Linked DNA regions of Homo sapiens: region 2 is linked to region 1. A link is a contact called in ENCODE Hi-C or POLR2A ChIA-PET data. All regions are on one chromosome and are shown on one strand. The core of a region is the stretch at or near the end of the contact, and the rest is flanking DNA. Distances in the headings are between cores, read along the strand shown. Region 1 has its middle 26 kb from the start of MASP1. Region 2 overlaps LOC105374262 (a long non-coding RNA gene).

Evidence for each region. Hi-C counts contacts between places; a loop is a spot of excess contacts on that map. ChIA-PET counts read pairs that join two places held with the same protein, here RNA polymerase II (POLR2A). Pooled maps may share reads with other maps.
Region 2: a map with no recorded cell type shows a loop between it and region 1 (2.7-fold over the local background). The contact joins two enhancer-like sites. A Hi-C loop is called at or near these places in 2 of 37 single-sample maps with no recorded cell type and 3 of 50 pooled maps. POLR2A ChIA-PET finds 5 or more read pairs at or near these places in 4 of 52 experiments (AG04449, BJ, activated CD4-positive, alpha-beta T cell and 1 more).

The regions. Positions count from the first base shown.
Region 1 is chr3:187,313,948-187,321,040 of GRCh38, reverse strand. No RefSeq gene overlaps it. Among named protein-coding and RNA genes, the nearest start is that of MASP1, 26 kb to the right of the region's middle. Within about 2 kb of position 1,925, at least 5 of the 41 ENCODE cell types and tissues checked have a DNase peak (open chromatin) inside an H3K27ac peak, as active enhancers do.
Region 2 is chr3:187,517,624-187,523,775 of GRCh38, reverse strand. LOC105374262 (a long non-coding RNA gene) reads left to right here. Exons shown (of 6, transcript XR_007096211.1): 6 at 825-996. Among named protein-coding and RNA genes, the nearest start is that of LINC02041, 74 kb to the right of the region's middle. RefSeq lists an enhancer at 3,817-4,561. Within about 2 kb of position 3,280, at least 5 of the 41 ENCODE cell types and tissues checked have a DNase peak (open chromatin) inside an H3K27ac peak, as active enhancers do.

The DNA.
Region 1 (7,093 bases), core at 676-3,175:
ATAAGAAAGAGCCCCATTTTCTTGCCTGAAGTCCTCTGAGCAGTTAGAACCACTGGGCCACTGCTGCTCATCTGTAGCCCATCCACTGATGGCTCCTTGCCCAGACACAGAGCCTGACCCAGCCAGTGGACCTGGAGAGGAAAAGGGGATAAGATGAGAAATGGGAGTTGAGGGCCTCCCAGCTCCCCATTACTAATATTAATTTACTTTCTATATGCAACTATGGCTATGGGAATTTAGGACCACATGAAGCAATAAGATCAAATGGAAATCTTGACCTGCTTGTTTGGGTGAATCAATTTTCCTGGAAGGCTCAGGGCACTGTGGGGAAAAAACGCATACGAGGTGAAAACATGGCTGTTGCTAGAGCCCAGGAGACCCTATGAGTTCAGTCAAGGCTGGGAGAGAGTCAGGGGCTCTACCCTGTGACCCCCAGGAGAGTTTGCACCCACCATGTCACAAGGGCACTGCTATATGCTCAGAAGGGAGCTGTGTTACGAATTTTCAAATGATTCACTGCTCTCTAGATCAAGGTTGTTGTTATCAAGCAAAAGCAGTAGGAAGAGTGTGTGAGTAGAGCACTCCGTAGTTAACAGAAGGTGTTCAGATACTTGCTGATTTGATTCTCAAACTACCCTGGACTGTCGGCTTCATCAAGACAGAGAATCATGTCTGTCCCATTCATTGCTATCAACTGTGCTAAGGACGGGGAGTGGCACGTAACAGGCGCTCCGTGCATATTTGTTAAATAAAAATAAAAGAACCCAATAAGATAAGAAATAGGAGTTATTATTCCTATTTTATAATTGAGGCCGAGAGTCCCACAGTTAATAAACGGCAGAGTCAAGACAAGACTGAGCATCTTAATCCCAAGGTCATTGCTAGCTATTTTGTCTTATGAAGCTTCTAGGTCACAAGCTTCAGGATGCAAAGAACTCCAAAGGTAGGAGCATATGGAGGAGCTGTACAGCGCAGAGAAAAGCAGGCAGAGTCCCTGGAGCTTCCCAGAACACAGAAAGATTTACAAAGAAAGCTCAGGACTGAGATGTGGACACCGACATGGCAAGAAGCTTCACTTCCTCCCTGCGTGGCCAGGACACATCCCCAGCGAGCAGGGACTCATTGGGGATATGTGTGGCTCTTTAGCCTCCCCTGCAGGAGAGTTTCAGAATGCACCCTCTCTAAGGGGCTGAAGTGCTCATAGGAAAGCCCAGATCTGATGGATGATCCACTATTGAGGTATTCCTAAACAGTGGGATGCATCACCCCCACTTCTCCAGAGGAAATAACCAAGAGTTTAGTCTTACTACAAATTAGAAAGCTGCTAATGTGCATAGCTCGTTATGAAGTACAACTATAAGACATTGGGTTCTTAAAGCTGAGAGGAACCCTAAATAGTCCATAGCCTGGGTTCCTAGATAAAAGGTCTGCGAAGCTGCTGAAATAATCTGCATATTATGAGTATTCTGGAGGGGATTGTCCATGACTTTCATCAGATCCTCAGAGGCGTCTCAGATTCAAACCCAGCCACAGGAGGGTCTAGAATTACCTCCTCAGCCCCTCAACTAAGCAGATTTGCTCAAAGCCGCAGGGATGGGAAGTCCGTCTTTCCCAAGGCAGCTGAGGTCATTTCCTGTGATCAATTCCTGCTCCCCACAGAGAGTGAGGAATGTACAGATGGTTCCACTAGAACCCGAACAAAACAACTCCCTCCATGTGTCCGGCATATGAGGTCCAAAAATGAGCTGTAGGGTGGGAGTACTGGGACAGCCTTCAAAATGCACCAGCCAGCACGGAAAGGGCTGCTTTTGAAATTTGTGCATTTAAAGACAACTAACGACTAGTTTCATTGCCTCCCCCAAAGTGAAGTTTTTAAGTGACAGATTCTGCTCCTCTGTCTCATAATATTCTTACATAAAGGTTAGGCATGGAGCTGATGGCACCCATCAGCCCCAAATTCGAGTAGACCACCCCCAGAATGAAGTCTAAGTCATGGAGACAAAGCCCCGCGCTTGTGCTGAATGAGATCCTCTAGTGCTCTCTGGTGGCTACGACTTGTTACTGCACCTTTCACAACACATTTGTACGAAGTTTGTATTTCTGATTTTTTTTAAGTATTCCAAAACTGAAATCAGTTTAAAGTCCTCTCTTTGCTTACATATGAGTTGGGGCTCAAGGATTGTATAATCAATATGTCATGTGACTTATCAATGGCAGAGCCAACACTGGGGCTTAGGCCTTTCCTCTTGTTCGGGAGCTGTTTCCCACTCTGAGATTTGAAGGTGGGTGCAAGTGAAACATGGTGGAGAGCAGGAACTGCCAGGCTCAGGGTGGGAGCAAGCAGGTGTGTTAAGGATATCTCCGGGGCACAGAGCAGATTTGAGAGTTGGGGGCGACCCAAGAGCTGCACAGGGGCCAAATCACCAAAGGTCCTTTATGCCAGGATATGGAGCTTAGCGTCTGTTTGTAAGGAGGAGAGCCCCATGAAGGATTTTAAGGAGGAGAGCAATGGGATGGGGTCAAGGCAGCAGTGGGGAGGATGAACTGGGAAGCATTAAAAAGTAGGCCCACAGGCCGGACACTGTGGCTCGTGCCTGTAATCCCAACACTTTGGGAAGCCAAGGACGGTGGATCACTTGAGGCCATGAGTTTGAGACCAGCCTCGGCAACATTATGAAACCCTGTCTCTACTAAAAATACAAAAATGGTGCATGTCTGTAATCCCACCTACCCAGCAGGCTGAGATACGAGAATCTTTTGAACCCGGGAGGCAGAAGTTGCAGTGAGCTGAGATCCCGGCACTGCACTCCAACCTGAACAACAGAGTGAGATCCTGTCCCACACACACACACACACACACACACACACACACACACAGAAAAAGTATGACCCACAGCCTGGGCTAAATAGCAAAGCCTCATCTCTACAAAATATTTAGAAATTAGCCAAGTGTGGTGGTGCACACCTGTAGTCTCAGGTACTTGGGAGGCTGAGTTGGGAGGATCTCTTGAGCTCAGAACATGAAAGCTGCACTGAATCGTGATCATACCACTGCACTCTTGCCTGGGTGACAGAGCAAGACCCTGTCAGGGTGGGTGTGGAGTGGGGGCGGGGAAGTGTGGTCCAGGGAAAGTGTCAGAATCTCCAGGAGAGACAGCTTATAATGCCTGTTCCTACCCACCTCCAGAGACTCCATACAGTCGGTCTGGACTAGAACTCCAGTCACACCTTTAGTAAGCAGAAAGCTCCTTGGGTGTTTCTGACACAAATGATTCCAGAGCCACACTTGAAGAGTCACTGGAGGAGAATGAGAGGAGGAGGCAGTCAAAGACAGAGGCAATTTGCAAGGGATGAAAGGGAAAGAGTGCCTTGAGATTTCAGCTGAAGGGGGGCAGTCCGGGGTGTAGGAAGGAGAAAGGAGAACAGACAATGTGTGAAAAACTAAAGGAAGATTGTCTTAAGAGGGAGACAATCCTTCACAAAAACATACTCAGCAGGAAAGTTAAAGTAGGTGTGAACAAAAAACGGGTTCATACCTACTCTGTGGATTGGATGTGGCCACTCGGAGGGTCCCTAATGGCTCCACCTGGCAGCAGTTTTATTGGAAAAACGAGGGCAGAATCAGACAATAGAGAAGAGGAGCTAATTGGAGAAGAGAAATAAAGAGAACTCAGGAAATATTCCTCTCTCCAGAAGCTTGACTGGGAAAGAAAACGAGAAAGAGGATGAAGGCTGAATGGGAAGGGAAATTTTGTGCCACAGAAAGATTTTGTTTTACAGATGGGAAAGATTTGAATATCAGTCTAAGCTGTGGAAGACGAGCAGGCTGAGAGTCACAAGCAGTGGATACAAGACAGAGCAGGCATCGCTGGAGAGGGGAGGTTCCTGAGGACCAAGGAGGAAGGCCCCTTCCCTCTTGAGGCAGGTGGCTAGAAGCAAGGGGAGAGTGTGAGGGAAAATAGATTTGCAGGTTGATTAAAGGCAAAGGCAATGAAAATAAATGTCCTGAATACAAAAGCTCATTTGGTAAAATTTGAGATACTATTAATCTGGGAGAATTGATGAGTTCATTAAACAACTGAAGATTCAAAAAGATATTTACAATCTAGAGTGAAGAGCTACAAACTGGCTTCTGTAGTGTAAGTGGAAATTCTGCAGTTGATTTTTAAATTAGCTTGTGCAAATACAGGAGGGTGACTTGATGTAATGGCAAATGATAACATAAAAAATTAATTGATGGTATCTCCATTTGACTAAAAAGGCTTAGGAGGCTTTGAAAAGCCAAGAATTTGAGGTTATCAATGTGGGTTCTCAGGGGTTTGCAGAATTCTAGCCTAACAACTATTATACCAATTCTTTCTAAAGATGCAAAGGCAAGGAATAGTGGGTGGTGTGATTGTTGAGGCAACTTAATCTATACTGTTCTTTATAATATTTTAATGTCCTTTATTTGCAAACCTTGCTATTTAAGCTATAATTGGAAACCAGTTCTCTGTGATCTATCTCAAAACTGACTATACCAAAGGATGTGGCTACAAATGAGGCTCATAAACCTCCCTGACAACCTGGGAATTTTTTTTTTTTAAATAGAGTCTCGCTTTGTCACCCAACCTGGAGTGCAGTGGTGCTATCTCAGCTCACTTCAACCTCCGTCTCCAAGGTTCAAGCGATTCTCTTGCCTCAACGTCCTGAGTAGCTGGGATTACAGGTGTGCGCCACCATGCCCGGCTAATGTTTGTATTTTTAGTAGAGATGGGGGTTTCACCATGTTGGCCAGGCTGGTCTCGAACTCCTGACCTCAAATGATTTGCCTGCCTCGCCCTCCCAAAGTTCTGGGATTACAGGCATGAGCCACCATGCCCGGCCTGGAAAAACTTTTTAAGAAGTGTCCCCACAGAAATTCCAATTGATTAAGTCTGGGCAGGGGATGAGGTCAATGAATCATTCTGATGATCAGTTAGATTTGAAACCACTGAACTGCGTAGGAAACTAGTCATTAACTGGTTTGGAGGTGACTGGTTCCCATCCTAAACACCTACAGAGAGATAGAACTTTTTTCCTTGTGCTTCGCAAGCATTCAGAACAATTAGATTGGGCCTGTAGTGGGTATGACAAACTTATGTGCTTGAATCTGTGGCTAATTATGATTTACTAGAGGCATTTGTTGGTATTGGATATAAAAATGTAGAAAGATCTGCTTAGACTTATAAAACTCATTTTCTTAAAACAATTCAGTTTTCAAAATAAATTCAATCAGTATGTATCTATTCTTTTTAATATTTTCAAGTGAATAGTCATTAATAAGCAATAGCTATGTGTAATGATGCTGTGGATGTTATGAAGAGAGATGAATAAAGTCATAAGAGGTGGTTTGGAACTAACTCGTCATACCCAGAGAACCTACATTTTAAAAAATGAACAAATAATTTATCATCTGTATTCTTTAGGTTTAATTTTATTAGTCGTCATATTTAAGTTATGATTGATATACCATGAAGTCCATGCTTCGTAAGTGTATTGTTTGATGGGTTTTAGTAAATCTGTCCCGCTGTGTAAGCACCATCACCGTTCTAGAACACTTCCATTTTCTGACAGCAAAGTCCCCTCCTGCCTGTATACAGTCCCACAGCCTCAGTGAATCTCTGATCTACTTTCTGTCTCTATTATTTTTGCCTTTTCTAGAAATTCCCTATAAATGGAATCATAAAACCTTTAGGGTTTTGTGATGGGCTTCTTTCACTCAGCATAATGTCTGTGAGGACGATCCTATTCTTCGTGTGTATAAGTGTAATCAGTCACTCCTTATTTTTCGCTGTTGCATTTCTGTCTGTGATCCATTTACTAATCAATTTTTTGTGTATCATGTGAAGTAAGACTCTAAGTTTATGTATTTATGTATGTATGTATTTATTTATTTTTGCATCTGGATAACCAGTTGTCCCACTACTATTTAAAAAGACCATCTTTCCCCATTGAGTTACCTGGGCACCCTTGTTAGAAATCAATTGACCATAAGTGTACAGATTTATCTGTACATTCTCTCTTCTGTTCCATCAATCTTTATGTCTGTTCCCACAGAAAGCATAAGTATTAATTTATGAAACCTTTGTTTCAGTTATATAAAGTAGGCTATTGTGTAAAATGTATTTCCTACTGAGGATTATGGTAAAAATATTTTTTAAACGACATTTGTCTAGGGAGTGCCAGATAATATTCACAATAAGACACAAAAAAGAGTCCTAGAATAAATAGGCTGTTGGAAACCCATAAAGATTGCAGAACCAGGTACACCCTCATGCTTTGCAGAAGGGGAAACTGAGGCTTATGGAGAGAAACTAACCTTCCCAAGGTTATGACAGAATGCAAGACTGGAGGACCCCTGCCTGGAAGACCCCATCTTCCCACTGCACCTCCCAGCTTCTTCTATCTCCTCCCTCCACCAAGCTCCTGCTGGCAGCAGCTGGCAGAGCCCACGGGGGCACAGGGCTAGGCAGCAGCCCACTGGTGCTCCTGTCTTAACCCCTCTCCTCAGCCTCCTCTCTGAATCTCTCTGAAAACAGTCTCCCCAGATGCTGCAGAGCCCTGCCAGGTCCAGATGACAGTTCCCTGGGCTCCTACCCCTTCCTTCTTCGGAGATGAAGGAGCTGGCTTTTCTTCAAGGACTCTTCTCAGAATGGAAAAAAGAAAGCAGTGCCACCGACGTCAAATGGCTCTTACACAATGGTGGAGTCTTGCTCAGAATTGTGTAAATAACTGGGGAACATATGAATTAAATTTCCCTCTACTTACCCAGGGATGTAATAAGTCAGGACTGTGAGAAAGGCTGCCACTCGGCCCCAGCACTCAGAACACCTGAAGGAGTTGTCATGTCCCCAACCCTAGTGGCTTCTTACCCTGGAGCATTTCTATCCCTCTCAAGTTCCAAGGGCTCCTATGCTCTGCAAGGCACCCACACATGGGCTTGCCTCTGTCCCTGACAGGGTGGCCTCGGTCATGACTGCAGCGTCCCAGGCAGCCTCCACCCCTTCTTCATAGGGAGAGCATGCTTCCAACCTCTCAGACAGGGCTGGATATGTCTGATCATTAGTTCATT
Region 2 (6,152 bases), core at 2,031-4,530, 200 kb before region 1:
CAGCCTAAGGGGAAAGATTTACAGATATTGATAAAAATTGGCCCAAACTCACCATTAGAGCCCACAGTCAACCTGTCCCACCCCATGAATCCAGAGCTTCCAATAAACTTTTCTTGTGACCTAGTCTAGTTAGTTTTTGTGGTTCCCCAAGGATCACTATTTGTAACTTGAAATACAGAGACCAAAACAAACACAAGGCACATTAGAGAAAAAAGAAAACATACAGGGAGAAGACAACTGAAAAATAATATATCTTTGGAGAGTTAAGAGATGATATTGCATCCATGCAAAAAGAAGAAGATGCAATTAAAAAGCATACTCAGAGACAAATAAAAGAACACCTAGAAATTGAAAATATAACAGCAGATAAATGAAAATTTAATAGAAGAAACAGAAGTTAAGGTTGAAGACATATATGATAAAATAGAAAAAAATGGCAAACAGAGAGATAGAAGAAACAACAGCCCTCAAAGTCTAAGGTCTAAATAACAGGGCTTCCAAAAGAAGGGAAGAGAAGAAATGGAAGGGAGAAAATCACCAACCAAATAAGTCAGGAAAAGGTCCTCTAACTAAATGACACTAGTTTCCAGATTGAGAGGGCCTGGCACCATGGATAAAATCGCCATAATGGGGGAAAGAGAGGGGAAGAGGGAGAGGGTGAGGCAAGGCCCTGATAGAGACAGAGAGAGAGAGAGAAAGAGAAAGAGGAAAAAGATGGAGAAGTGGGGAGAGAGGAGAGGAAAGAAGGGGAGGAAAGAGAGGGAAAAAACCCAATAACATACAAAGACTCATGAATTTGAATAATTTCAGACTTCTCTCAACAGACATGTTAGAAGCTAGAAGATTATGGAAGGGAGACTTCAACATTCTGAATGAAATGATTCCTGATGTGGAATGTCATAACCAATGAAATCATCAGTCAGGTGTGAGAATTAAATAAAGACAACTTCAGAGATGAATGTTCTCAAAATTTTACCTGCCCTATATTCTTTTTCAGAGAGGTTTGCTCTGCCAAGGGATGTAGTTCCTTTAAAGAAGGGAGAAAACCAATAAAGAGGAAAATATGGATACAGAAAACTGGGAATCAAAGAGAGGTGAAGGGGATCCTAATGATGACTTGAAACAGGAATTAAAAGAAAATAAAGAACATGTAAGCAAAAACTCAGTTGTATGTAAGAAAACCCAATTCCCCCTTAAGAAGAGAAAGAGCTGGCGTCCTTTAAAATTAACTGCCTGTTTTTCTGTGGCTAGTGACCCTTATCTCTCCCTTTCCCAGGCATTATGAAGACTGTTTCTCTAGCTGTGCAGCTGCAAGGTCACCAGACAGATAATCTCAAGTCATAAACCATGTTGTTCCTTAAAAAGTAAGAAATGATGTAATGCACGTCTCAATTAAATAAGTGTCTTTGTTTCTCCCTTCTGTAATATGCTTCCCCCTGCACAGATCTCCCCCCACCCCACAAAATGTTTAAAAGGTAGCTTGACTCTTGGTTTGGGGCTCAGTCGTTTGGATGTTAATCCGAGTGGGTCAGTGCACCTAAATAATTAAATAATTCCTCCTCAGCCCCTCGGTCTCTCTGATTCCTTAATTATCCCCCACCACAGACTGACCAGGCAGATCCAATGATGCAGCTATGCACCCAGCAAAAAGGTTAAAATCAGCACTCTGGAATCCAACAGAAGGCCCCCAAAAAATTCTTCAGAAAGTTATCATTGATAGAATAACTGATACTTTTGAACATTTTGAGAGAAAACCTGAATAGGTGGCAGAACTTTGGATGAATTAGGTTACCTACATTGAAAAAAATAAGCAAATTAAAAACTATAAGACCATCATTGGCTCTAAAAAATAATAAAAAGTTATTCAGAAAAAAGAATCAGTTGAAAGTACATGTTTCACTGTTTAAACAGTGTTTGCGCAGTCAAAATCATAAAGAGGATTTAAACCCCTGGCTAACCCTAACCCAATTTTTTACAAAAGAGGAAGTATAATATATAAACTTAGAAATGACAAGATAATCAGCGAACCAGAAAAAAATGAAACCTTATGAAACTAACTTATGAACTCTGTGCAGACACATTTAAATCTAGCCCAGGTTAGGACATAATTGTCATGAGAAGATTTGGATAGTATGAAAGGATGTGCATATGTGATAATGGAAGAGGGAGAAAACTGAAAAAAACATAAGTATCTCTATCCTGAATCAAATACCAAAAAGTAGTGGCTAAAATAGGTGAAAGTGGTGTGTTGGAGAGGTGGACATGAAAGAAAGGGGGAGAAGGGCGCTACTGCTTTCTGAAACGAATCTTGTGGACTTGTCAACCATCAGCGTATGTATAATCCTTATTAAAACAAGTACACAAACAAAAACTGAAAAACTGAAGTAAATCTCAATTGGGGCATAAGCTCTCTGCTTGTGAACTTCACTTCTGATTCTGAAGGGTTTCTAAGCAAGCCTAACACACGGTATATTTTCCCCACCAATCTTTTTTTTTTTTTTTTTTTTGATGGAGTCTCACTCTGTCACCCAGGCTGGAGTGCAGTGGCGTGATCTCGGCTCACTGCAATCTTCACCTCCCGGGTTCACGCCATTCTCCTGCATCAGCCTCCCGAGTAGCTGGGATTACAGGCGCCCACCACCACGCCCAGCTATTTTTTTTTATTTTTAGTAGAGACGGGGTTTCACCGTGTTAGCCAGGATGGTCTCAATCTCCTGACCTCATGATCTGCCCGCCTCAGCCTCCCAACGTGCTGGGATTACAGGCATGAGCCACCGCGCCCGGCCCCCACCAATCATCTTTTAAGCAAAAGAACGTGAGGGAGGATGTGTTTGTGAATGTGGTACACCTACGTAGCCGTATGACAGTGACTGGTGTTTGAAAACAACCAGTTTTTATATGTGCAAACGCCACATAATGTTTTCTAAGCAGTTATCCCTTATTGCCTACACTCAGATTTCTAGGCAGCTGCCCTGCGGGTGGAGGGCGGAAAGGAAAAGACTCTAACAGAGGGGAGTGGCCACGAGAAGCATCTAGACAACCCACCAGATAGCAGTTAACAAGGTGGTAACTGCCAGTGGTCAGAATAATATAAACAACAGCAATGACAACATTCATGGGAGTGTAGACATCTAGTTTACAAAAGACTCATATCCTTAAAAAAAAAAGTCCTAATTGAGGCAAGCATCGTTGTGTCTGTAAGACAGCTAAAGCATGGGTAATCTGGGTCAGCAATTCCATGTGGGCTCCCAGCCAATGGCCAGGATCATCTGCCAGCTGTGTGAGTGAACTGTCTTGGATGTCCACCCCATTTGGCTAGGTGATACCAAACCCAGCTTCTCTCTGACTATAACTCCAGAGAACTTCATGTGAGACTCTCCAGGCTGAGCCTATCAGTGCAGAGAACCATGAGAAGTAATAAGAAATTTCTGTTTTAAGCAACTAAATTTTGGAATGGTTTCATGCAGCAAAAAATACACAGAACAAGGATGATCTACACTAGTCCCCTCATTTTACCACCAGGACAATCAAATCCAGAATAGAGGGCGGCCTTCCCAGGGTCTCAGAATAGCAGGGTGGAGGTTGAGTCTGGAACAGATTCAGGCCTCCATGGCTTTAGGCCATGCGTTCATTGTCCAAGGCTATTTAATCTACACTAAATACTGCCAGTATTTTTTCCCCTTTCCCTTCCTTCTCCTTCTCCTCCTCCTCTCTCTCCTCTTCCTCCTTCTTCCTCTTATAACTCTTTATTTTGATACGTCAAAATTAAGAAAAGTTTCAGCAATAATGCAAGAAACTCCCATACACTCTTTACCCAAATTCACCAATTGTTGGCATTTAGTCTCCTTTGCCAATGTTCTTTTAAAGAGAACATTTTTCCATAGGAAGGCTGCCCACAAAATGAATTCCCACTGAGTGGTTAGTCACCAATCAGATAGATCATCCCAGCAGGAATGGGAGCAAGAATAGGCACCCAGGAATGCAAGGCACGTAGGAGGGAAAGCTATGGAGAAAAGAGGAATGTTAATCAGGAAGAAAGAGCATAAAAGGGAGACCAGAATCACCATAGACAAATTTGTCTGCAAGACATAGTCCCCAGGAGTTTCCTGAACTAGCCTGCCTTCCTGAATACACCACGAACCTGAAGTCTGCAGGCACACTCTTGAATCTTACCACTAGCTGCATGGCCTCGGGCGAGTTTCCTTCCTATCCGGGAGCCTCGGTTTTACCTCTCTTTATAGGCCATATTAAATAAGTCGACGTTACGTGGAAAGGCTTTATGAATAGTGCTGAGTAAAGGAATTTTAATCATTTGCATCTGATAGAATCACTTCACTTGGGGAGGCATTTGTTTGGTTGGTTGTTTGGTTGGTTTTTTGAGACAAGGCCATACTCTGTCACCCAGGCTGGAGTGCAGTGGCATGATCTCAGCTCACTACAGACTCAACTTCCTAGGCTCAAGCAATCTTCCCACCTCAGCCTCCCAAGTAGCTAGGACTACAGGCGCACCAACACACCCGGCTAATTTTTGTACCTTTTGGAGAGATAGAGTTTTGCCGTGTTGCCCGGGTTCACCTGGGGAGCTTGTGAAAACTTTTGGTTCTATATCCCCATCTTTGGAAATTCTTATTTAAGTGGCATGGGGTGGAGTCCAGGCACTACTGTTTGTTTGTTTTTTTAAGCTCCTGAATAGTTTTAAATTTTCTGCCAAATTTGAGAGATGGCTGAGATAGTCAATATGACTATCATCCAGTATCTGCCTAGACTCCCAGAACTCTTGCAGACTGGGCTAGATGTCCTCTGCCCTTTGCCCACTTCTGTTGCCACCCTCATCACAAAAGTGAAACATGATAGTTAGATGGGCTTCCTATTTCATTTCTGCATCCTCTGATAATTTGCATCAGAAAGATTGCTTCCTGGAAGTGCCTTGCAGATTGTCAGTCTCTCTGTAACTAGTCAGTTTAATCCTTGCGCAGAGGTTTTTTGTTTCCGCCACAGTTTAACAGCTGTCACTCTTCCCCTCCAGCAGTTTATAAACCTAATTGCTACTGTACAGATCTATGTAATTTGGGATTGACGGGAACTGACTCACATGCAAATACCTCTGTAAAGAAGTGTGGGAGGGATTTTATATTCCTTGGTGGTCTTAGGAAGGCAGAATAATAATTTCTCAGATGAATATCACTTTTTTTAGTTACAAAAATATCCTTTCTGATGCATTTATTTCCCTCTTTTTTTTTAACTACAAATATCTTTGAGATGAACTACTCATACATTTTGAAGTTGAATCCTTCCCTTTCTCCCTCCCTCTCTCCCTCCGTCCCTCCCTCCCTTCCTTCCTTCCTTCCTAGCATTTCTTGAGCTCCTGCTTTGTTAGGCATAGAGGATGCAAAGATGAATAAGAATGTATTCTACCTTCCGTGAGACTCATAGTCTAAGGATAGAGAGAGACAAACACAACACAATTTGAAAGATGTTATAATAGAGGTACACAGACTTCTGTAGGACCATCCTTTGATTAGGATATTTACAGGAGAGAGGAGATATTTTATTTGAATTTGGAAGGGTGAACTTAAGACTTCTTCAGGCAGACATCTGAGGAACGATATTCTGAGCAAAAGAACAGTATGTGCAAAACTCCTGGGCATTAACTAACAGAGTGTGTTAGGACAATTGTCATGGCAGTCCAGAGAACAGAAGGGTTTTCTTGGGAGAAGAGATATGATGAATGAGGATTATTGCCTAGCACTTGCTACTGAAGGAAATTCTTAAGGGAAACATCCATCTTAATCCAATTTATCTCGAGGTCTGGTTGGTCCCCCATTTCTCAGGTCCCCAAACTATTTTCTTGGCATCCATAGAGGCTCTCTGATTTGGATTTCTCCAACCTCACCTCATACTGCTCACCCGTATACTCACTGTGGTCCAAGCACACAGGCCTTCTTTTTCTTCCTGACTGTCCACTCATTCCTGCCTCTAGGCCTTGGCTCTTGATAATCCTTTTGTCTAGAATTTGGTTCTTCACATGGTTGCCTCCTTCTTGTCATTCAGGTCTCAACTCAAATATCACCATCTCCAGGAAGCCTTTCCAGAAGACTCCATCTACAGTTACCCTTCCCCATCCACTCACTTTCTGTGAACCTGCCCATAAA